Regions from separate parts of the Homo sapiens genome. Here regions 1, 2 and 3 are each linked to region 4. The links are chromatin contacts, found by Hi-C or POLR2A ChIA-PET in ENCODE. All regions are on one chromosome and are shown on one strand. The core of a region is the stretch at or near the end of the contact, and the rest is flanking DNA. Distances in the headings are between cores, read along the strand shown.

Evidence for each region. Hi-C counts contacts between places; a loop is a spot of excess contacts on that map. ChIA-PET counts read pairs that join two places held with the same protein, here RNA polymerase II (POLR2A). Pooled maps may share reads with other maps.
Region 1: a map with no recorded cell type shows a loop between it and region 4 (8-fold over the local background). The contact joins the promoter of AP1G1 here to the promoter of COG4 in region 4. A Hi-C loop is called at or near these places in 1 of 37 single-sample maps with no recorded cell type and 8 of 50 pooled maps. POLR2A ChIA-PET finds 5 or more read pairs at or near these places in 1 of 52 experiments (activated CD4-positive, alpha-beta T cell).
Region 2: a map of CD4-positive, alpha-beta T cell shows a loop between it and region 4 (4-fold over the local background). The contact joins the promoter of PDF here to the promoter of COG4 in region 4. A Hi-C loop is called at or near these places in 1 of 168 maps with a recorded cell type or tissue (CD4-positive, alpha-beta T cell), 1 of 37 single-sample maps with no recorded cell type and 9 of 50 pooled maps. POLR2A ChIA-PET finds 5 or more read pairs at or near these places in 1 of 52 experiments (naive thymus-derived CD4-positive, alpha-beta T cell).
Region 3: a map of CD8-positive, alpha-beta T cell shows a loop between it and region 4 (9-fold over the local background). The contact joins the promoter of VPS4A here to the promoter of COG4 in region 4. A Hi-C loop is called at or near these places in 1 of 168 maps with a recorded cell type or tissue (CD8-positive, alpha-beta T cell) and 7 of 50 pooled maps. POLR2A ChIA-PET finds 5 or more read pairs at or near these places in 2 of 52 experiments (activated CD4-positive, alpha-beta T cell and naive thymus-derived CD4-positive, alpha-beta T cell).

What each region holds. Positions count from the first base shown.
Region 1 is chr16:71,806,199-71,811,678 of GRCh38, forward strand. AP1G1 (adaptor related protein complex 1 subunit gamma 1) reads right to left here and starts at 2,636. Exons shown (of 23, transcript NM_001128.6): 1 at 2,565-2,636. LOC124903714 (a long non-coding RNA gene) reads left to right here and starts at 2,760. Exons shown (of 2, transcript XR_007065110.1): 1 at 2,760-3,004. RefSeq lists enhancers at 1,767-2,414, 2,358-3,047, 3,608-3,687.
Region 2 is chr16:69,327,282-69,333,442 of GRCh38, forward strand. PDF (peptide deformylase, mitochondrial) reads right to left here and starts at 3,307. Exons shown (of 2, transcript NM_022341.2): 1 at 2,716-3,307; 2 at 1-1,898. The coding sequence starts at 3,289. The coding sequence ends at 1,741. COG8 (component of oligomeric golgi complex 8) reads right to left here. Exons shown (of 6, transcript NM_032382.5): 4 at 5,433-5,601; 5 at 3,532-3,814; 6 at 1-1,898. The coding sequence ends at 3,558. RefSeq lists enhancers at 2,673-3,320, 3,969-4,616 and silencers at 2,945-3,324, 3,355-3,744.
Region 3 is chr16:69,307,041-69,313,200 of GRCh38, forward strand. It overlaps VPS4A (vacuolar protein sorting 4 homolog A), which reads left to right and starts at 4,310. Exons shown (of 11, transcript NM_013245.3): 1 at 4,310-4,492. The coding sequence starts at 4,472. SNTB2 (syntrophin beta 2) reads left to right here. Exons shown (of 7, transcript NM_006750.4): 7 at 1-2,012. RefSeq lists enhancers at 3,182-4,132, 4,133-5,082 and silencers at 4,025-4,164, 4,225-4,774.
Region 4 is chr16:70,521,307-70,527,311 of GRCh38, forward strand. It overlaps COG4 (component of oligomeric golgi complex 4), which reads right to left and starts at 2,248. Exons shown (of 19, transcript NM_015386.3): 1 at 2,067-2,248. The coding sequence starts at 2,237. It overlaps SF3B3 (splicing factor 3b subunit 3), which reads left to right and starts at 2,510. Exons shown (of 26, transcript NM_012426.5): 1 at 2,510-2,622; 2 at 5,281-5,420. The coding sequence starts at 5,351. RefSeq lists enhancers at 1,881-2,020, 3,054-3,791.

The sequences.
Region 1 (5,480 bases), core at 1,386-3,885, 1.3 Mb after region 4:
CTAGAACTGCTATCAATGACAGAGGTCAGACCAAAGAACAAGCAACTGCCCCCAAAAGAAAACGGAGGTTTCCTAAACGCAAAGCAGACATTCAAATATGCACTGATCAATGGTGCACTAAACAACACTTTGCTAGGAATTTGTTAAGGCAAAAGGACCCTTTCTACAGTGAATGCAAACTATCTAAGAATGAATTTTTAAAAGTTTAATATTTTTAAATATTTTGGTAGAGACGGAGTCTCATTAGGTTGCCCAGGCTGGCCTCCAACTCCTGGGCTCAAGGGATCCACCTTCCACCTCCCAAAGTGTTGGGATTACAAGCATGAGCCACTGAGCGCCCGCCTGAATGACATTTAAATACCAATATATTAAAGCATGAAAAACACTGAGTTAACTAACATCTATGTGATAGCTCTTCTAACACCTTACTTGAAAAGTCTAAGTCAGAAATGGAACATTTCAGTAGTAACTGCGAGGGCATACTTACTAAATGAGTGAGCATTACATAGGTGTTCAGTGTTTGACAGTTCCTTTAAACCAAAAGAGAAAATTCCATTGCTTCAGGGTAATACAGAACTCACGTATCTAATAGTAACTAATATATTTTTGAAAAATCTGCTTAAATAACAAGATCACTGAGTATTTAAACTGAAAATATTGTTTTCTTCTGAGACATCATATGACCTATAGAGGAATTTATCTACAATCTCATTTCAATAACCTGATAATAATAATGCATCTATAAGTGGCTTAGCAATATTAAAAAGCTTGACTCAATTCAAGTTATAAATTTAAACTTCAACCACTAGACTGTGATCTCAAATAAGTTAATTTCTCTTTTGCAGATGTGAAAACCCAGGCTGAGATGAAATAAGGGTGATTCAATCACACTCGCCTAACTTGAAACGTAGGAAATGTATCAGTGAATAACTGTGAAATACTTTTTGCCAGGCACGGTGGCTCACGCCTGTAATCCTAGCACTTTGGGAGGCCGAGGCGGGCGGATTACCTGAGCTCAGGAGTTCGAGATCTGCCTGGGCAACATGATGAAACCCCATCTCTACTAAAATACAACAACAAAAAATTAGCCGGGCGTGGCGGCGTGTGCCTGTAGTCCCAGCTACTTGGGAGGCTGAGGCAGGAGAACTGCTTGAACCCGGGAGGCGTAGGTTGCAGTGAGCCGAGACCGTGCCACTGCACTCCAGCCTGGAGACAGAGGGAGACTTCGTCTCAAAAAATAAATAAATAAAAATAAAGACATACTTTTTATTCAAGCATGCTAGACTGCAAACATGCCTTTAGAATAAAAGTGACGAGATTACGAGTACTTAGAGGGTTCATATTTTTCAAACGTGAAAGTTAGGGTGTGTGACAAGTTAGGTATTTGACAAGTATTCTAGGGAACGGTGGAAGTGAATATTTAAAATTCAGCTATCCCCAGAAAAACCCAATACATGAAATCATTACAAGTATTTTTTAGAATCAGTCAGCAAAGATCATTACTGTACAAACACTTCAAAGTTAAGGTCACTAAGAAAGCACTAACTCCTCCCTTCTGTTAACTAATCACTGTAAAGCAGCCCAACTCTCCTTTCTACCTACCTCAGATTAATATTTTTCTCCATGGACAGATTTCCGTGCTCAGGGATATATAATAGGGGAGAAAAAAAAATACCACACAAGTGTCAGTAAGCACCAAAAAGCTAAGTATTCAGCACAGGGAGGGAATCCACATATGAGAAAACATTTGACAGCTCTTGCCTCCCAAAAGCCATTTAATCTGCTTCATAAACATAATCTGCTTCATAAACATTACCCTGAGCGAGTGGTTCGATGGATCTCCTACACCGAGTCCTAACCGGGAAACACAATCAACCGAACCGTCCCGACTCTTTCAGGCAATCAGGAAGACCGGGAGAATTATTAGACGCTGACGTCCGCAGGGCCAGGAGCTGAGAAAAGGGTAAACAGTATACTCGCAGGTAGGTTGAAAAAAACAAAACAACAACATATACACACACACACGAAAAATTGGGAAAGAAGTTGGTCGGAAGGTTAGAGAGAGGCGAGGCCGATGTCCGGTTCCGAGAGGACGGCACTGCAGGGGCAGGCAGCGATTAACTGGGCATTTGGATATGCTGGGAGTTATCTGACAGACCTGACACGGGTACAAGACACAAGAACGCTGATACGTGGCTCAGAGAAGACACGCGGGGGTGGGGCCCGCCCCGCTAAACCCCAGGCTCCCTGAATGAGCCCTCAAAGATCGCAGCCTGAGAAAGTCAAGGGTTCAAGGAGGCCCGTACCGGCGGGGCAACGCCACAACACGGAACGCCGCGGCGCGCGGAACCTCCCGGTCCGAGGCCTCGGGGTCGGCCCTCCAGAAGTCGGAGCAGCCCCTGGGGCTCCCGGCCTCTCCTGGCCCAGCTTCTCTGTCTTCTCTTCTCAACACCCACAGCCTGGGACTGGACCCCTGAAACTGAAAGGAAGCTTCCGGTCGAGCGCCCGCGGCAGCGGCGGGGCAAAAGCAGCAATATGCTCTCAGCGCCGGGAGTGACACTCACCGGCCCGAAACCTCGAATGAAACCAGCAGCTCCGGGGGCGGCGGCAGCAGTGGCAGCAGGAACCGAACATCCAAAATGGCGGCTCCCTCGGCCTCACCACCGCTACCGCAGGCGGAGGGATCCTGAGGAAGGAGGGAGTTTTTAACTAACTTCACACACTATTGAGGAAACTTCGCTCCCTGTCCTCCTCTCCTGGTCGTTTCCGTGTCCTCGTACTGCAACTTATCGTGCCTTTTCTCTCGAATTATCCAAGAACTCGGACCCTGCCGAGGACTATTTGCCAAGGAGGAGGCGACTGCTCCTGGCAGAGCGACGCAAACGTAGCAAGGATCGGGGCTGTCACTGATGACGCGAGACGCTGCTGCCGAGTCACCGCTGCGATGAGTCTGAGCGAGAAAGATCCGGCCTACCCCGTAGCGGACGGACATTGGTTCCGCTTGGTGAGGGGGTAGGGGGGTGGGGGGTAGGGGGGTGGGGGGGTAGGGGGGGTGGAGCTGGGCTACCAGGAAGCGGTGGAGCCACCTGGAGGGGGCGGAGCTAAGTCAGGTAGCCCAGGAAGTGAGAGCAAGCGAGACAGGTGGGGGCGGAGAAGACAGCAGGGCTGAAAAGGTCTTCGTCCACGGGAATCCCGAACTCTTTGCTGTCTCCTTTAAGATTTTTGCTTTCTTTATAACTTAAGGAGCATGCTCCAGGTGGTATTCTATGGTTTTATGGTGTCTTTGCAACATATTTTATGAAGAGTTAAGAGGATGACTGAAAAGAATGGATTCCACGCCCGGTACCGCGGTGCTTGCACTGCTCAAGTCACTTAAACTCTCCAGGGATTCAATTTCCTCATATGTAGAAAGAAGACTTGGACTCATGTTAGCTGAAACCCTTACAGAATGGGCTTTCGGTCTATGACTCCATGAATTAATAACCAGGGCCAAAGAAAGTCTAACCAGACAGTTCCTAACCTGATAAATAATTACTAACATATGACGTGAGTCTTTTCCATGTGAATGTAAAGAGGGCCTGATATCTTGGCCTGTTTAAAGGAAAGGTGACCTACCTAGACTAAAATCCTTCTGCTAGATTGGCAACAAAGTACAATACAACACAGCAGCAGGCTGGGTGCCAAAGAGAACAGAACCAACCACACAAAAAAAATTTTTTTTTTTTTTTTGAGACAAAGTCTCGCTCTGTTGCCCAGGCTGGAGTGCAGTGGCGGGATCCCGGCTCACTACAACCTTGCCTCCCGGGGTCAAGCAATTTCTCGTGCTTCAGCCTCGCAAGTAGCTGGGATTACAGGCTCCCGCCACCACGGCCGTCTAATATTTGCATTTTTAGTAGAGAGAGGGTTTCGCCATGTTGGCCAGGCTGGTCTTGAACTCCTGACCTCAGGTGATCTGCCTGCGTCGGCCTCCCAAAGTGTGGAGATGACAGGTGTGAGCCACCGGCCTGGCCAGAACTAACCACAAATCTTGAGTTTAGGATTTGGGTGTCATAGAGAGAAGGTTGCACTTTTTTCCTTAGTCATTTTCATGCAGGGATTTCAAAACACTTAACAAAAATTGCTCTAAGTAGGCCGGGCACAGTGGCTGACGCATGTAATCCCAGTACTTTAGGAGGCCGGGGTGGGCGGATCACCTGAGGTCAGGAGTTCGAGACCAGACTGGCCAACATGGTGAAACTCCATCTCCACTAAAAATACAAAATTAGCCGGGCATGGTGGTGGGCACCTGTAATCCCAGCTACTCGGAAGGCTGAGACAGGAGAATCGCTTGAACCTGGGAGGCAGAGGTTGCAGATAGCCGAGTCTGGGCGACAGAGTGAGACCCTGTCTCACAAAAACAAAAAAAAATTGAACCAAGTAGGCCCATCTGTACAATTTTGTCCCTGAACTACTGGGGCATGCCAAGTGGCTGGAAAGAAAGGAGGCCATGGGTGCGATAATAATTATCATTTGTATTATTAAATATTGATATCACATTGTTCATAAGGCACTTTCATGTGTATAATCTAATCTGACCCTCTGGACAACCTCCTGAGTCAGGCTAGGCAAGCATAAGTAACTTAGTTTTACAAATAAGGAAAAAGAGGCTCCAAGAAACTAACTTGGCTAAAAGACACATCCTCTCCCCTCCTCCACTGGGGTTCTGCTACAGAGCTATAGAGTGCCTTTTTTTTTGAGACAGAGTTTCACTCTTGTTGCCCGAGCTGGAGTGCAATGGCGTGATCTTGGCTCACTGCAGCCTCCGCCTCCCAGGTTCAAGTGATTGTCCTGCCTCAGTCTCCCAAGTAGCTGGGACTACAGGCGCATGCCACCACGCCCAGCTAATTTTTTGTATTTTTAGTAGAAACGGGGTTTCACCATGTTACCCAAGCTGGTCTCGAACTCCTGACCTCAGGTGATTCACCCACCTCGGCCTCCCAAAGTGCTGGGATTACAGGCATGAGCCACCATGCCAGGCCAGAGTGCCATTTTATAAATTAGCATAGGGTACCACAATCTTCCACCACCCCTACCTACCCACCCACCTACCTACCTACCTACCTACACACATACCTACACTCTCAGGGTGGATGGAGTCAACCCCCAACAAGTGGTTTAGAGAACAGAATGTTTACAGAATTCAGATCCTCTGCCATGCTGCTACTGTACAGTGCAACCATGGACTACAAGGCTAGTAAATAGTGGAATGAAGCCAAAACACAATTTCCTCTGAGGTATAGCTATGCAGGGAACACAGGCCAAACTTAGTTTGGGGTTTCCACATAAGTAAGAAGTTTGCAGGTTGCAAAGCAGAGTTAGCTAAAGTATTCCGTTTGGAACACCACAAAAAAATGCTTAGAGGTCAAATTTAAATGTGTATCATTGTGAACCACAAAAGAAAAATTAAGCCAGCTACCTAAGGAGGAGAGAGCTTTTTTTTT
Region 2 (6,161 bases), core at 2,057-4,556, 1.2 Mb before region 4:
CTCAGCCTCCCAAGTAGCTGTGATTACAGGCGCCTACCAGCACACCCAGCTAATTTTCATATTTTTAGTAGAAACAGTGTTTCGCCATGTTGGCCAGGCTGGTCTTGAACTCCTGACCTCAGGTGATCTGCCTGCCTTGACCTCCCAAAGTGCTGGGATTACAGGCATGAGCCACCAAGCCTGGCCGGGATTCCTTTTCAAAGTCTGGCTGCACCTAGAGCCAGTTTGCTTCTGCTTGGCCTCATGGGGCCTCAGAGAAAGCCACAAAGGAGGATGGGTCTTTCCTGGGTTCATTTAACTGCCATTTATAACACTTTTTCCTCTAAACAGCTTAATGGACTTCCTACTACTTGTATAGTTTGATTTTCAGGACTCTGTTCAGCAAGAATACCTACTTTACAAAACTCAGCATAAAAATGAGGTGAAACAGTTTAACTAAAACTGGAGTTTGGCTGGGTAGTGTGGCTCACAACTGATCCCAGCACTTTGGGAGGCCGAGGCAGGAGGATTGCCTGAGACCAGGAATTTGAGGCCAGCCTGGGCAACATAGTAAGACCCCCGTCTCTATCTTAAAAAAAAAATAAAAGAATAAAACAAGTTCCTTCACCTCTTGACAAGACAAAGCTGACACTTTTTTTTTTTGAGACAGAGAAAAAAAGAAAACTCTACAGCCAGAATCATACTTTTGAGTCTCGCTCTGTCGCCCAGGCTGGATGGAGTGCAGTGGCGTGATCTCAGCTCACTGTAACCTCCGCCTCCTGGGTTCAAGTAATTCTCTGCCTTGGCTTCACGAGTAGCTGGGATTACAGGTGCTCGCCACCACGCCCGGCTAATTTTTGTATCTTTAGTAGAGACAGGGTTTCACCATCTTGGCCAGGCTGGTCTTGAGCTCCTGACCTCGTGATCCACCCGCCCCGCCCTCCCAAAGTGCTGGGATTACAGGCGTGAACCACTGCACCTGGCCACTTTCTTAAACCTACACATTGGTTGCTGTGATATTAATTCTATTTTTACAAAATAAGTGTATAACCAGGAAGTACTAATCCTGCTTTCTATGCCCAATTGTTAACAGGAAAGGGCTCAGTGCACTTCTCAATTGTCACCCCTGCCCCCAGCCCTGATCCACGGCCTCTACCCCAAGAATGAGCCAAGAACCAGCTGCTCTAGGGATCTCAGCAGCAAAATCCTGCCCAAGGCTGTTAAAATGTGTGGGCACTCATTTACACTCGTGCTGTCATGAAACACATCCTTGAACAGGGACTATTCTCTTTCATTTCCATAAGCAAACTGGCGTCTAAGGCCACAAGCCCTCCGTAAAAATAAGAACTCGGCACAAATGGCCAGTCACATGCTTACCTGCATTTTTAAAGACAGCTTTCAGGTATTTGGGGACTACATTATTACCAAACCTTGGCTTTGGGAGATTATACAGGTCCGAGGAACTCGTGTCTACTGCAGACGAATGCAATTACCCCACCTTCCTCCATACAGAATTGTTAGGAAATGTCCACTCCTTTGGGGGTGATTTTTCTCCTCAAGTTGTAGCCAACATTTTGTCCGTAACTGATTTCAGGGCAAACATTTCTGACATCTTCCTCCAGCTCAGTCTGCCATGCCTTGGCAATCCAGTTTCCTGTCATATGCGAGCCATCCAAGTTGATGCCAAGTAAGATTTGCCCAGCTCAAAGTGAAAGTGTTTGCGTCTTGGTATCCGGAATCCTCAGCCCCAGTAGCAAAGCTTTAGTCATTCACCTTCATCCAATAGACGTTTGTGAACGTCCTGCTGTCCATTTTGTCAATAAACAGGCAGCCCTGCAGGTGGTCCATCTCGTGCTGGATGATGCGGGCTGCCCACCCGCTCGCCTGCCACACCACCTGTTCTCCATTGGGGTCCAGCCCTGCAAAGGAAGTTACAGCCCTGGTGAGTGGGAACAGCTGAACTGCATCATCCTCAACCTCCCTACCCCTGCCCCCGGTCCTGGCTGTTCCCATTGACAAGAGGCAACAGCAGATGGCAAATGTAGACAGCAGCTCCTCTTCTAACTGGAAAACGTCCCTCATCTCGGTCCATTACCAAGCGTTCAACCTGGTTCCCAACTCTGGTAATTAGGTTATCGAGCTCACTGTAGAGCTGAGATGAGAAATCATCTTTCTACGGTGCGACCCTTCCGAACACTCCTCCCACTTCTGAGGTACCTGTGGGCTCCCAACTCCTAACAGAGGTTCTGCAGCTTGAGACCCCACTTGTTTTTCTGACCATCTTGAACCGACGGGCTTGCTGTGCAGGAACAATCACCCCGACCCCAGCAGAGCCCGCATTCCGCGAGGCATCCTGTGGTACCACGGGGGAATGGCCTAGCCCCCTGGGCTGGGTCAGGCTGGCGGGGGCTAACCCCCACTTCTCCAACTCCACCGTGGCGGATCTAACTGGGGCCGAAGAGCGTGTTTGCCTCAGAGAGCAAGGGAGCAGAAAGCAGACGCCAGGCTGTCAGGTAACAGCGGAACTAGGGGACCTCTCCTCGCCCCTGCGTCCTATCTGAGCGGGCTCTACCCCACAGGAGCTTCTATCCGTCCTGAGGCCTCTCCGCTCCCGCATCCCACTTCGCTCCTGCGGGAGGTCCGGCGTATGAACCGCGACCACTTCTGCGCTCTCGCGGAGTCGGGCAGAAGAGACGCGCGCGCTGCTCCAGCAGCCCCGGTCCCCGCCGCCCGCACCTGAGATCTGCACCGCCTGGAAGCGGGGCACGCAGGCCAGGAAGCCGGCGACGCTCTCGCAGCCCTCGGGAAAGGTGACCAGGCGGCTGTCAAGCACTCGCAGGCTGGGGTTCACGAACACGCGCAGGGGGAAGGGCTCCATTTGGCGGAGCGCGCGCTGGCGGGGCGGGCACTCCCGACACAGCGCCTCGGGGAGCTCCAGCGCCAGCACCTGCCGCGGCACCCCCAGCTGCGGCGCGCTTAGGCCCACGCAGCGCCGCCGCCGCATCACCTGGACCAGCCGTTGCGTCAGCCGCTGCAGCTCGGGCCCGCCTAGCTGCGCCCGCTCCACCGGGGCCGCCACGCCGCGCAGCACCGGGTCCCCGACTTGGCACACGTGCGAGAACGGCGGTTCGGGAGGACCCAGCACCAGACGCCTCAGGTGGCGCCAATAGGAGCGCCGCAGCGCCGGGCCCTCGACGCCGTCCGGGGCGGCCGTGGAGCTGCAAGCCCGGACACCGACGGCTGCCGCCCCGCCCCACGGCACGGCCGCCCACAGTGGCCAAAGACTCAGCGCGCCCCACAGCCGGGCCATGGCGGCCCCCTTAACAGTGACCCGGCCCGCCCCTTCCGGCCGCAGCGCGGGGCACGCCGGGAAGCGCCGTCGGCCAGCACACAGCGAAGCCGCGACTGGATCCCCGCCTTCCTGCTTAGACTGGCAGTGAGCACCGCCCCCTTCCGCTCTCCTCCCGGGAGCGCCTTCCCGCCTCCCGAACCCGCCCCGGACCTTCCAGGGCGAGGCAGTCCTGGCCACCCCGCGCCGGGAACCTCACGCACCGCGTTCTGGAGGCAGGGGACGCCGGCTAGGGCCCCACGCTGGGCGGTTCGGCCTGCGTCTCCGCTCGCCCTCCCTCCGGGCAGGCTGGGCCCGCGGGCTCCAGGCGTGGCTCCTCGGCGGGAGGCTCTGGTGCTGGAGCTGTGAGCTCGGGCCCCAGCGCCTGGTCATCCAGGGTGAAAAGCGTCTCTCTCTTTGGCAGGATAAAGGCGAGGGGCTCCTGAATGGCGCCGATGTTCACATGCCCTAGGTTACCGTACTTGGAGAGCTGAGTGGGAGGAATGCCTAACCCAGACGTGGGGAAAGCAAAATGGAAAACAGTTACTAATAAAACTCAATATAGAAATTTAAGGGAGGCCGGGCGCGGTGGCTCACGCCTGTAATCCCAGCACTTTGGGAGGCCGGGGAGGGGGGGGCGGATCACCTGAGGTCAGGAATTCGAGACCAGCCTGACCCACACGGAGAAATCCCATCTCTCTTAAAAATACAACATTAGCCGGGCTTGGTGGCGCAGGCCTGTAATCCCAGCTACTTGGGAAGGCTAAGGCAGGAGAATCGCTTGAACCTAGGAGGTGGAGATTGCAGTTAGCCGAGATCGCGCCATTGCACTCCAGCCTGGGCCACAAGAGCAAAACTCCGTCTCAAAAAAAAAAAAAAAAAAAAAAAAGGAAATTTAAGGGAAAAAAAACGAGCCATTACTATTTTTTTTTTTGAGACAGTCTCGCTCTGTCGCCCAGGCTGGAGTGCAGTGGCGTGATTGCTGCTCACTGCAACCTCTGCCTCCCAGGTTCAAACAGTTCTCATGCCTCAGCCTCCGTGGTAGCTGGGATTACAGGCGCCCGCCACCATGCCAGGCTAATTTTTGTATTTTTAGTAGAGACGGAGTTACTATGTTGGCCAGGCTGGTCTCAAACTCCCAACCTCAGGTGATCCATCCGCCTCGGCCTCCCAAAGTGCTGGGATTACAGGCATGAGCCACTGCGCCCAGCCATCAATTACTATGTTTTAATACAGCAAAAACCACCTTTGTTACAGGGAATGGGAAGCTATACTGTGAAGCAGAACGTAACGGAACAGCAGTGTAGGGTGCCTGCAGCAGGAACCCAGACCTCAGGCAGCACCAGGGAAAAAGCAGAGGGCAGCCAGGCTTTGCACGTGTGATGCACTGACCCATTGCCCTTTGGGAAGCTGTGCCTCAACCAAGCCCCTCTCCTACCACAAAGGGACAAGGACGTGAAAGTGAATTGGAAAAAAGACTTTAGGACGGGCGTGGTGGCTCACGCCTGTAATCCGAGCACTTTGGGAGGCCGAGGTGGGCGGATCACAGGTCAAGAGATAGAGACCATCCTGGCCAACATGGTGAAACCCCGTCTCTACTAAAACACAAAAATTAGCTGGGCGTGGTGGTGCGAGTCTGTAGTCCCAGCTACTCGGGAGGCTGAGGCAGGAGAATTGCTTGAACCCGGGAGGTGGAGGTTGCAGTGAGCCAAGACTGTGCCACTGCACTCCAGCCTGGCAACACAGCGAGACTCCGCCTCAAAAAAAAAAAAGACTGTAAAAACCATTTCTCTAGATATTTCACATAAATGGAATCATACGTATGTAGTTCTTTTGTGACTGGCTTCTTCCGCTTAGCCAGATACAGCCACATAATGTATGATTCCATTTTTATGAAATGTCCAGAAGAGGCAAATCTATGGCAACAGAAAGTAGGTTGCCAGGGACTAAGGATGCTGTCGAGGAATGACTACAAACGTGCATGAAGGATCTTTTTGGAGTGATGGAAATATTCTAAAATTGGATTCATATTTACTAAAAAACACTGACTTACACAAATGGATGAATTATTTAGTATGTGAATTACACATCAGTAAGGCAGTTTACAGAATTTTCATTCTCTTACCTAAAGTCTGTGCTATCTGAGCTGGTGGAAAAAGGACTTGGAGACAGCGATTTAAATACGGAACAAGGTCTTCCAGGAAGACAGTGCAGAACTGGACAAAGAGCTCTTGCTCCCCGCTGCTGAAGGCAGCCTCTTCAGCGCGATGGAAGGCCAGGATTATTTTAGTTACCTAAGAGACAAGGGCACCGTCAATTACTGGGACAGCCTATCACCACTGGGACAGCAGTGCATGAAACTAGGCAAAAAAATGTATGCCCCTCCAGTTTTCCTGAACAAAGTAATTTAACAGTACATTATTTTACTGTCTCATTTAAACTCAGAATTATGGTCATTGTCCACAATTGTGTCACTTTATTAATGTGAAGTTCAGACCCAACTTGTTACATTACGGGTATAGTTTCCGGTTCCAGTGGAGGAGTGTCATAAAACTATAGAGAGAATACATGGTTTTGGTTTTTTTTTTTTTTTTTTTAGAGACAGGATTTTGCTCTGTCACCTAAGCTGGAGTGTAGCGGCACAATCAGCTCACTGTAGCTTCAAACTCCTGGGCTCAAGGGATACTCCCACCTTAGCCTCCCAAGTAGCTGGGACTACAGGCGTGCACCATCACGTCTGGCTAAGTTTTAAAATTTTTTGTAGAGACAGGGTCTTGCTTTGTTGCCCAGGCTGGTCTGGAGCCCCTGGCTTCAAGAGATCCTCCTACCTCAGCCTCCCAAAGTGTTGGCATTA
Region 3 (6,160 bases), core at 3,060-5,559, 1.2 Mb before region 4:
ACTGGAAAGCTAATTAATGACATATTCATGTGTTCTTTCATCTAATAAACATTTATTAATGTATAGTTCTACACCAGGCATTCTGAAGGGTCCAAAAGAAAGTTCCTGCCCTCTAGTAGCACATAATCCGTTATTTCTCAGCACACCATGCCATCTGTTTATCATTCAGCAGTTAAGTAATTCATCACTTCATATTTTTACCAAAGTATATTTACAAGTCTGTTTATCTGGATCTGGCAAACTGGAAAATGTTTGAAGGGATACTCAGGCTTTGATCCATGCCAACATGAAAGGACTCCAAGCACATTTAAGTAGGCTGGTCTTTTCATCATGCATGATTTTTTTTTTAGTGCAAATTTAGACTTTAGTTTGGGAAAGAGAACAGTATACAGTATCCTTTGTAAGATAAATCACAACAACAAAAATTAAGTTTTATTGCACAAAGTAGATAAATGAGAAAGTCTTTCTTAAAAAATGCTTCTTTAACTGTAACAGCAAAACTAAATGCATATTTTATCAACCCCTTATTTCTAATTGCTGTATTCATTTCCACCCTTAAACTATTTAAGCATTTCATCTGCTGAAAGTCCTTATATACATGGTAGACGGAATATTTCTCCATTAATGATAGATCAAAATGAAGATATTTAAAAATTAACAAAATCAGGCCAAGGCAGGAGGATCACTTTAGCCCAGGAGGTCCAGACCAGCCTGGGCAACACAGCGGGACCCCGACTCCATTTAAAAAATTAAAAAAAAAAAAAAAACTTTTAACATTTAAAAAATAAAAATTAACAAAATTTCACTTATTCCAGGACACGCTGGCATTTGGACTCAATGAAAAGGGCACCTAAAGAAAATAAGGCTGACTGAATGTTTTCCATAATTTTCACACAATAACAGTCCCTTTCTATCCAGCTTGCCTTCCATTTATCTCTAGGGTTAGCTTTTCAGGCAACATCCTTGGTCATTGCCCAGAAAGTACCTGAGCTATCAGTGATTGGAATGGCACAGGAAACCGAATCACATGGGTGCCCTCCCCTTGGTTTTCAAGTATCTTGGAGTTGTGCACAAAAATTAGGTCATGCCTTCAGTGTCTTGTTCTTTAAACCTACCCTTTGACAATCAGGTGCTAATGATTGTATACTATTAAAACCAGCACATAAGTATTGTAAATGTGTGTTCCTCCTAGGTTGGAAGAAATGTCTTTCCTTCTATCTGGGTCCTGTTAAAGCGGGTGTCAGTTGTGTCTTTTCACCTCGATTTGTGAATTAATAGAATTGGGGGGAGAGGAAATGATGATGTCAATTAAGTTTCAGGTTTGGCATGATCATCATTCTCGATGATATTCTCACTTTGTCGCAAATCTGCCCTTATCGTAAGAACAAGTTTCAGAATTTTCCCTCCACTATACGACTCCAGTATTATGTTTACAATCCATTGGATGAGTGCAGCATTATAAGACCTTGGTGCCCAGAAAAATCTGTCCTTTTTGGTACCAAACCTGAGGTCTTTTGGAAGATAATGTAGAAAACCACTACCTATTGAAGGCCTGTTTTGGCTAATCTGTGCAAACTCTGATGATACCTGCTTATGTGGATTCTTTTCCACACTGCTTTCATTTTTAAGTATAAAGACTTAGAAAACTAGAATAATGCTTTTACAAATAATTAAAAGTATGTGATGTTCTGGGTTTTTTCCTTCTTTTTAGAACCCTGTATTTAAACAAGCCTTCTTTTTAAGTCTTGTTTGAAATTTAAGTCTCAGATCTTCTGGATACCAAATCAAAAACCCAACGCGTAAAACAGGGCAGTATTTGTGTTCCTAATTTTAAAAAGCTTTATGTATACTCTATAAATATAGATGCATAAACAACACTTCCCCTTGAGTAGCACATCAACATACAGCATTGTACATTACAATGAAAATGTGTAACTTAAGGGTATTATATATATAAATACATATATACCTTTGTAACCTTTATACTGTAAATAAAAAAGTTGCTTTAGTCACGTGGGTTGTTTTTTTTTTCCAATTTTTAAAATGCTGAAATAGTTTTGAACCTACAGGAAAGTTACAAAAACAATACAAATCTTCTTCACCCAAACCTTCCAGTTGTTAACATTTTGCCATATTTATTCCATTACCTTGTCTTTCTCTAATATGATTCTCTAGCACCCTTAAATTCTCTAGTGAGGACCTCCAAAACATAAGGACAGTCCTTGCATTGCCACCATAAAGTCCTCCTAATCAAGAAATCAACATTGGCACACCACCACTCATTCCATAGACCCCATTCAAATGATGCCAGCCATCCCGGCCATGTCCTGTTTTCCTCTCTGGCCTTGGATCCTGGCCAATACCACTTTCTTGCCTTTTGTCGTCGTGTCTCAGTTCTTCAGTCTGGAATGTTCCTCGGCCTTACTCTAATTCGCATGTGCCTGAGTCTCAGCACAAGGCTTTGATTGTTCAGCACAGCTCTCCAGCTGGCTCTATTCGGTGTTGCCTCACAACCAGGCTGTGTCACACACTCTTGGCAGAGATGCCACGATGCCATGCTCTCTTCAGGGTATCATGTGGAGAGACACACGAGGGCCACGCATCCCACCACCAGGGGTGTTCCCTTCGGTCGCGTAGTCAAGCTAATGTCCTCATTGTTTTCTCCTTTGTATTTATTTATTTATTTAGAGATGGAGTTCCGCTCTTGTCGCCCAGGCTGGAGTGCAATGGCGTGGTCTTGGCTCACTGCAACCTCCGCCTCCCAGGTTCAAGCGATTCTCCTGTCTCAGCCTCCCAAGTAGCTGGGATTACAGGTGCCCACCACCATGGCCGGCGAATATTTTGTATTTTTAGTAGAGACAGGGTTTCACCATGTTGGCCAGGCTGGTCTTGAACTCCTGACCTCAAGTGATCCACCTGCCTCGGCCTCCCAAAGTACTGGGATTATAGGCGTGAGCCACCGCGCCCGGCCTCTCCTTTGTATTTAATTAGCATTTTGTGAAGAGAGATTAAGGTGTGCCAATTTTTTGGTTTTTTTTTTTTTTTTTTTTTTTTTTTTTTTTTTTTTTTTTTGGAGGCAGGGTCTTGCTTCATTTCCCAGGGTGGAGTACAATGGCCTGGTCACGGCTCACTACAGCCTCGACCTCCCAGGCTCCAGCAATTCTCCCAACTCAGCTTACGGAGTAGCTGGGACTACAGGTGTGCGCCACCATGCCCAGATACGTTTTTTATTTTTTGTAGCGATGGGGGTTCACCTGTTGCCGAGGCTGTTCTCGAATTCCTCGGCCCAAGCAATCGGCCTGCCTCGGCTTCCCAAAGTGTTGGGATTACAGGCATGAGCCCCCATACCCAGCCTCAACTTGGATGTTTTTTGCCCTCCATTTTTTTTCTCTCACAGGATAGACTTGTGGACAAATGGATCACTTGCCTCTGGTGCGTTTTTTTGTTTGTTTGTTTTGTTTTGTTTCTTAATTTAGCGACGAGGTCTTACTATGTTGCCCAAGCTGGTCTTGATCCTCGGCTCAAGCAATCCTCCTGCCTTGGCCTCCCAAAGTGCTGGAATTACAGGCGTGGGCCAGTACACCCAGCCCTAGAACTGCTTTGATCATTGTATCCCCAGAAACTAGCACACAACGCTGCACACAGTAGGTGTGCATGCCTGTAATCCCAGCTACTCGGGAGGCTGAAGCAGGAGAATCGCTTGAACCCGGGAGGCGGAGGTCGCAATGAGCCGAGATCATGCCACTGCACTCCAGCCTAGGCGACAGAGCAAGACTCCGTATCAATCAATCAGTCAATCAATCCAAGCAAAACAAAACTGGCTTTGAACAGTCAGCGGCATCCCACCAGGGATTGAGCCCCAGTGTGGGGCACACTCTGTTTACATTAGCTAGCTCATTTATTCCCCACAAAAGCCAGACAAGGCAGGTACTAATTATGATCGTGCGATATTAAACATGGAGAAACCAACGCTCTGATAAGTTCGTTTTATTGTGAGAATAAAACTGCTCAATGGGCGCTGTTATTCCAAGCGAGGTCAGGATTTCCGGATTCTACCCCGCTCCGCCCCTGGCCCCGCCCCGAGAATGTACGTCCCGCCAGGCCCCGCCCCGGCCTTGTCCCACCCACCCCGTCCCCGCCCCCTGTCCGTCTCGCCCTAGTCCCACCTCCTCGTCCCCAGTCAGTCCTGCCTCTCGAACCGCCCCCTGCCTTCGCCGAGGCAGGGAGAGGTGCCTGCAGTGCGAGCCGTGGACGCTAGGGGGCAGCCGCTCGGCTCGGGCCCGACCGCTCTGGGCTGCGCTCCTCGCTTGCCCTCGGACTCGGCTCCCGCTGCGAGCGGCCGCCCTGCCCGCGCACCGCGCTCAGCGCCCACCGCCGGGCTTCCCGCGCCGGACCCAGTACCTCGGCTCCCCGGGGCCGGACCGAGGCCGCAAGCAGCGCCGCGGGGTGTGGGGCGGACCCAGGAGATGAAATGACAACGTCAACCCTCCAGGTACTTCGTGCGGCCCGGCCCGACTTCGGAGGCCGAAGGCAGCGGGGCCTGCGGGCCGCAGAGCCGGGCGGCGGGCGGGTGGTCAGGTGGGCGCCTCCCAGCCCCGGCCTCGCGACCCCGCTCCGGCCGCCCCCTCGCCGCTTCCGCCCGTGTCTGTTTCCACGCGCTCGGAGCCGGGTGGCATCTCCACCCTCAGGCCTTCCGGCCCTGCCCGGCTGGCCCAGCCCCAGGGCCGCTTCGTGTAGCCGGCGCCCCGGTACCGCCGTGGGGATCAGCCTCACCCGAGCCGCACAGGCACCCTCAGGAAGCTCGGCCCGGGGTCCGGCTGGGCGTTCAGACAGCGATGCTCGCTCCCTCCTCTCCTGTCTCGCTCCCTCCTCTCCTGTCCCGGGTCCTGGAAGTCCCTCGACCTCACTTCGAACAAGCCCCGGCCCCTTCCCCAATCTTCGACTTCCTCTTCTCGGCCAGCGACCCTTCATTCATTCCCTAGATCCTGCAGGGTGGTGCTGGGATGGCGCCACCTGGGTGAACAACTGACCCACCCTCTAGGTGCTGTCAGTCCTGCGGGGCCAGAAGAGATCAACATGCTCAGGCCTCATTCCGGGGTTTGAATCTCAGCTCTGCCACTCACCAGCAAGTGACCTTGGGCTAGTTTTTTTTTTTCATCTTCGGGTCTCGAGTTTCCTGGTCTGTAAAATGGGGTAATGCCCTCTAGGTTGTTGTGATGATAGCTTTAAATTGAATAATTACGGTAAAGCATTCTTGTATGTCTGGCACATAGTAGGTGTCCATTAAGTGACAGCCAACAAAGTGCCTGGGAGAGTTAGGCAAGACTTCATGGAAGAAGGGACATCAGAGTTCCAGTAGCATTCAGAGACCTGGAGGTGGAGGAGGGCAGAAGTAGGAGCAGACATGGAATGAGTTGGGGTACCAGGTTAGGAATTAAGAGTCCATAGCCAGATCCCACCGTACCACCAGCAGAAGCCGCAGATCCCGTCTGCCCAGGCAGGTTTTTTATGGCCCGTGAACCGAGAATGTTTTTCAGTTTCAAACACAGGTGTATTTATTTATTTTTAAATTTTATTTATTTATTTTTTTGAGATGGAGTCTCACTCTGTCACCCAGACTGGAGTGCAGTGGTGTGATCTTGGCTCACTGCAGCCTCTGCCTCTCAGGTTCAAGCGATTCTCCTGCCTCAGCCTCCTGAGTAGCTGGGATTACGGGCACCCGCAACCACGCCCGGCTAATTTTTGTATTTTTAGTAGAGACCGGGTTTCACCGTGTTGGCCAGGCTGGTCTCGAACTCCCGACCTCAGATGATCTGCCCACTTCGGCCTCCCAGAGTGCTGGGATTACAGGTGTGAGCCACGGGTCTGGCCTAAACACAGCTTTATTAAGGTATAACTTGCGTGCTTACCATATAACTCACCCGTTATATATTTTTGTTTTTATTAATTTTTTTTTTTGAGACAGTCTCATTCTGTCACCCAGGCTGGAGTGCAGTGGCACAATCTCAACTCATTGCGGCCTCCGCCTCCTGGGTTCAAGTGATTCTCCTGCCTCAGCCTCCCAAGTAGCTGGGATTACAGGCACCTCCCATCACACCCAGCTAATATTTTTTTGTATTTTTAGTAGAGACGGGGTTTCACCATGTTGGCCAGGCTGGTT
Region 4 (6,005 bases), core at 998-3,497:
CCTGGGGTTCAAGCGATTTTCATGCCTCTGCCTCCCAATTAGCTGGGATTATAGACGCCCACCATCACACCCGGCTAACTTTTGCATTTTTAGTAGAGACTAACATGGTTTCGCCACGTTGGCCAGGTTGGTCTCGAACTCCTGACCTCGGGTGATCCACCCGCCTCGGCCTCCCAAACTGCTGGTATTACAGGCATGAGACACCAAGCCCGGCCATATACATTTTTATTAAAATCGTTCTGTAGGTTCCAGAGGAAAACGTCCTCTTGACAGTCATGGAATACAAATACAGTACTTATATCATTTTGTCTGTAAGATTTCCATAATTTTCCACCCAACATATTAAATGACTGAATGAATGCGAGCTTAGGAATGTTAAGTCAAGATACTAAATTTTTTTTTTTTTTTTTTTTGAGACAGAGTCTCACTCTGTCGCCGAGGCTGGAGTGCAGTGGTGCGATCTCGGCTCACTGCAAGCTCCTTCTCCCTGGTTCACGCCATTCTCCTGCCTCAGCCTCCCGAGTAGCTGGGACTACAGGCGCCCGCCACCACGCCCGGCTAATTTTTTGTATTTTTAGTAGAGACGGGGTTTCACTGTGTTAGCCAGGATGGTCTCGATTTCCTGACCTCGTGATCCATCTGCCTCAGCCTCCCAAAGTGCTGGGGTTACAGGAGTGAGCCACCGCGCCAGGCTTTTTTTTTTTTTAAGAGACACAATTTTGCTCTTGTTGCCCAGGCTAGAGTGTAATGGCGCTATCTTGGTTCACTGCAACCTCCGCCTCCCAGGTTCAAGCAATTCTCCTGCCTCAGCCTCCCGAGTAGCTGGGATTACAGGCATGCGTCACCACACCCGGCTAGTTTTGTATTTTTAGTAGTGATGGTTTTCACCATTTTGGTCATGCTGGTCTCGAACTCCTGACTCAGGTGATCCTCCCGTCTTGGCCTCCCAAAGTGCTGGGATGGCAGGCGTGAGCCACCGCGCCCCGCAAGATACTAAATTTTAAAACACATCTTGCTGAGGCCAGACAAAAAAAGCCCCACACACTAAACTAGCCAGGCACGGTGGTGTGCGCCTCTGGTTTCATCCATTCTGATTGCAGCACAACAGCACTCCAGCCTGCGCAACAGAGAGCGGCCCTGTTTCTAAAAATAACAAAACAAAACAAAAAACACCACACACATCTTGCTGAAAAACGTATCAGAAACTGCTAGAGTTAGTGCAAGTTTATACTTGAAAATACTCAAAGATATCAACGATCACCTCTCCCTCAGGCTGAAACTGCCTTTTGTGCTCAACTTTGCTAGAAGTTTGGTCTGGGAAACAGCTGACAAGCTTAGAGCTTAGATCTCTTTTGACTAGCAAGGAACCCAACTGACATTCGAAAGTGAATTGACAGCATCGAGTTGCCACTGAAAATTAAAGGAGGCAGGAAATAGAACGTTATGAACTGAAAGGAATTGGAGAATAGTCCACACCCCTCATTTGATAAAATATCAAGGGTACCAGAGATGAAGTGACTTGTCCAAGATTAGAGAATTGTGTCTGAGTCTTAAAAGCTAAACCTCTACAAAGATGTGCATTTGACCAAAACGCTAAAATCACACCCCCAAATCACTCCCCACAAGAGGAAGTCTTAAAACGCTTCAAGAAGTTAATCTGCAAAGGCTTCCCTCTTAAATAACAGGATGAGAGCGTTTCATAATTTGTAAATTAAGCCAATGCAAAAGGGCGCTTATTATTTTGAGAACCAAGCAATTTGGCAAATACTCTCAGACTAACTTTACTCCCGTGGAGAAACTGGTGATCATGGATCAGGGAAATCAACGGGGGTCTAGGGAGGAGAGGCTGCAGATCGCCCAGGTATCAGGGAAGACAAGCTCGGCGCGTCCGACAGCGTGAAAAGAGTTGACAGGACTACTCATATACCCGACTAGCTTCCGCTTCTTTGTTTTCCCGCTTTTTTGTATCCCCCAGCAAGGAGAGTTTCCCACAGCCCGGATTTCCCGACTGAAGGCTCCCACTCTCCCTAGATCCTCCATGAAAAAGAAGAGGCTCGACCCCGCACCTCCTCGCCGCAGAGCCGTTCGTATACAGCCTCCAGCTCCTGCAGCTCTGTCAGGGAGCGAATGAGCTCAGCGGAGATTTCGGAGCAGCGGCCACCTCCCACCCCCTCAGACGGCTGCTGCACCCCTGACAGCTTCGGAGGCGAATCAAGGTCCGCCATCTTGGTCCCCATTCGGCACTTCCGGTCCCGCGAGGCCCCCTCTTCGTTGGCGCCTATTTGGGGCTGCCCACAGAAGTGCCCAATGAACTCTAATGGTTTTTTTTTTTTAAAGTCTACTTCTAAAAACGTATTAATTTTCTATTCTCCTGGAAAAAGCAAAGCAATAAAGCATGTTTAAATAATTTGTAATGCCGTGTGGAAGCAAGACGGAAGCATTTTTTAAAAATTATATATATTCTTCAGGCGCGGATTGGGTGCCTTTTTCCGCCGCGCGCCACCAGAATGTCCCTGTCTTGAGGTCTAATGGCGGACGCCAGTATGTTGGAGTTGGTGGTGGCTTAAGTTTTGAAGGGAGGTAGCATCCGTTGGATATCCACACCATCCTTCTCGCTGCAGGGTAAAAAAACAGCCTGGAGACTTCCCCGGGCCCGGGGAGGCGGAGACCGGCCATATGGAAGGGGGACCCGAGACTTTGGCGGGGGTCACGGGCAGTCTAGGCCCGAGAGGCTGGGGACCAGGAGGAGGTACCGAGGGATGGTTGAGGCGCCAAAACGGCTTCCTGCAGTTATCTCTCGCTTCCATCCACAGTGTGGGAACATATTCTATCTCAAAATAGGGCTCGTGGAGATTGCTTTTAACTTCTGGGGACTCTGAGACGGGGGAGGTGTGACAAGCAGCGGGAGGCATGGATGTCTCCCTCTGGGTAGAGTAAATGGTACACCGAGGGGAAGATAGAAAGATGGAGCGTGTTAAAAGCGTAAATAACGGAAACAGTCTTTAGAGCCAAGACTCCGGTTTGAATTTGTATTTTGGTAGTTGGGCAACTTGTCTCCTCCTCTGAACCTCTATTTTCTCGTTTGCGTAATGGAGGACAGAGTTTAAATGCGATGATGTTTCCTTGGAGGATGGAGAAGATGCAGTGAGCAATCATACAAGCTTTTTGTAATAATGGTAAACAGACGTGGGGGAAGTTTTTTTTGTTTTGTTTTGTTTTGTTTTTGTGACGGAGTCACAGTCTGTCGCCCAGACTGGAGAGCAGTGGCGCGATCTCGGCTCACTGCCATCTCTGCCTCCCGGGTTCCAGCGATTCTCTTACCTCAGCCTCCCGAGTAGACTAGCTGGGATTACGGGCGCGTGCCACCACGCCCGGCTAATTTTTCTTTTTTTGAGACGGTGTCTCGCTTTGTCGCCCAGGCTGGAGTGCAGTGGCGCGATCTCTGCTCACTGCAAGCTCCGCTTTCCGGGTTCACGCCATTCTCCTGCCTCAGCCTCACGAGTAGCTGGAACTACAGGCGCCCGCCACCGCGCCCAGCTAATTTTTTGTATTTTTAGTAGAGACGGGGTTTCACTGTGTTAGCCAGGATGGTCTCGATCTCCTGACCTTGATCCACCCGCCTTGGCCTCCCAAAGTGTTGGGATTACAGGTGTGAGACACCGCGCCCGGCCCAGACGTGGGGGAAGTTTTAAAGCTTACCAAATTTATCTGGTATGTATTTTTTGTTTGTTTGTTTTGTTTTTGAGACGAAGTCTCGCTGTCGCCCAGGCTGGAGCGCAGCGGCTTGATCTCGGCTTACTGCAGCCTCCTCCTCCTTGGTTCTAGCTATTCTCACGCCTCAGCTTCCCGAGTAGCTGAGATTAAAGGCGTGTGCCACCGCGCCCGGCTAGTTTTTGCATTTTTAGTAGAGGGGTTTTCACTGTGTTGGCCAGGCTGGTCTCAATTCCTGACCTCAAGTGACCCATTTGCCTCGGCCTCCCAAAGTGCTGGGATTACAGGCGTGAGCCACCACTGCGCCTGGCCTCGTATATAGTTTTTCTAGTACTGGACTGATCCTCCGAAATGCACCTTCCTCCACGATCCAAAGTTAAGGTGTCGCTGGAGAACCTGAATCCAACTAGATTTGGGAAAAAATGAATTCCAAAGGTTTGTAATGGATTGTATCAGTTATAAGGAAAGGGGAAAGTAGACTGTTTTGATCAGCTACAAAATATGAAAAGTAACTTGCGGGGAGCTGTTCAGGGATTCAGAAGCAGCTCCTAGCTTCCTCTCTTTTGCTTTTTTTGTTGTTTCTCCACTCCCTGGTCTTTCAACATCGGTCCTTTTCGTTCATGTTTTACTGTGGTCCTAGAACGTTAAACATATACCTTAGTCTATGGGCTGGGCGCGGTGGCTCAACGCCTGTAATCCTAGCACTTTGGGAGGCGGAGGCGGGCGGATCACGAAGTCAGGAGATCGAGACCATCCTGGCTAACATGGTGAAACCCCACTAAAAATACAAAAAATTAGCCGGGTGTGGTGGCGGGCGCCTGTTGTCCCAGCTACTCGGGAGCCTGAGGCAGGAGAATGGTGTGAACCCAGGAGGCGGAGCTTGCAGTAAGCCAAGATGGCGCCACTGCACTCCAGCCTGGGCGACAGATTGAGACGCCTCAAAAAAAAAAAAAAAAAAAAAAAGGAAAAAAAAAAGATATACCTTAGTCTCAAGTAGAAAATTTTATATCTCTCAGGACCCATTTCTAGCCTGGAGCATTGATCTTGCCACCCTGCTTTTGCTCAGCCCAGAAAGTTATTTATGAGGACGTTTACTCATAATTCTCTCTTCTCGTTTAACAATAAAATCAAATATGTATGTTAATTCTATACTAATGACCTTGGATTTCTCAAGGTCCCGTGCTTTTTATTTATTTATTTTTTTTTTTGAGATGAGGTCTCATTCTGTCGCCCAGCCTGGAGTGCAGTGGCATGATGTTGGCTCACCACAACCTCCGCCTCCCAGGTTCAAGCGATTCTCCTGCCTCAGCCTCCCGAGTAGCTGGGACTACAGGCGCACAGCACCATGCCCAGCTAATTTTTGTATTTTTAGTAGAGACGGGGTTTCACTGTGTTGCCCAAGCTGGTCTCGAACTCCTGACCTCGTGAGCCACCACGCCCGGTCACATATGTTGTTTCTTAATAGGGCTTGCTCTGCTGGTTCTGCTGTCTTCATCCAGAATTTCCCATACAGAAATGTCTGTTGAAGTAATAGTCTCCCAGCTATTTTTCTGTTTTCTGTTTTCTTAGCTTTCTTGGACTCCGTACTGTTGGTGTAACCAAGGCCTGGAGGTCTGGGTGGCTCAGGTTTCCTGCAGCCATGTTTCTGTACAACTTAACCTTGCAGAGAGCCACTGGCATCAGCTTTGCCATTCATGGAAACTTTTCTGGTAAGTTCTCTCGTTACCATCTTTTGAAATTTTAAGTGAATTAATACATATCTTGCTTAGTCTCTTGTGCAGGAAATGTTTTCCATTTATGACAAAACAGTTGTTGGTAAATGTAAACAATTCAAATTATGAGATGAGGTGTTAAGTTCTGGTGCATTATCTGTTACCTATTTCAGATGCATTTCCTAGTTCACAAATTGTGTAATGATTCTTGTCAGGGCACACTTTTCTTGGCTGCTTACCTAGTGCCAAGTCGTGTGCCTATTGCTGTAAGACATACTGAGATGTGTAAGACCTGATCTTTGATCTTGAATTTGACATCAGGTTGGGTAAAAAGAATGTCTGAAGGTGTTTGTCTGGTTATCAGAGAGTAATTTAAATAAAGGGAAGGTTGGACCTTGGTTTGGTGCTTGAAGAGATAGAACTTTTGTATGAGAGAAAAGGGAAAATGCAGTTTAGGTAGGGAGTGCTGTCTGCATAGAAACAGATAATTTGCTTACGTTTACCATGTGGGGAATATTTTTGTAAAGATGGATTAAGGCTAGGTTTGAATTGTGTGAAATTTCAAATATTGGATTAGGAAAT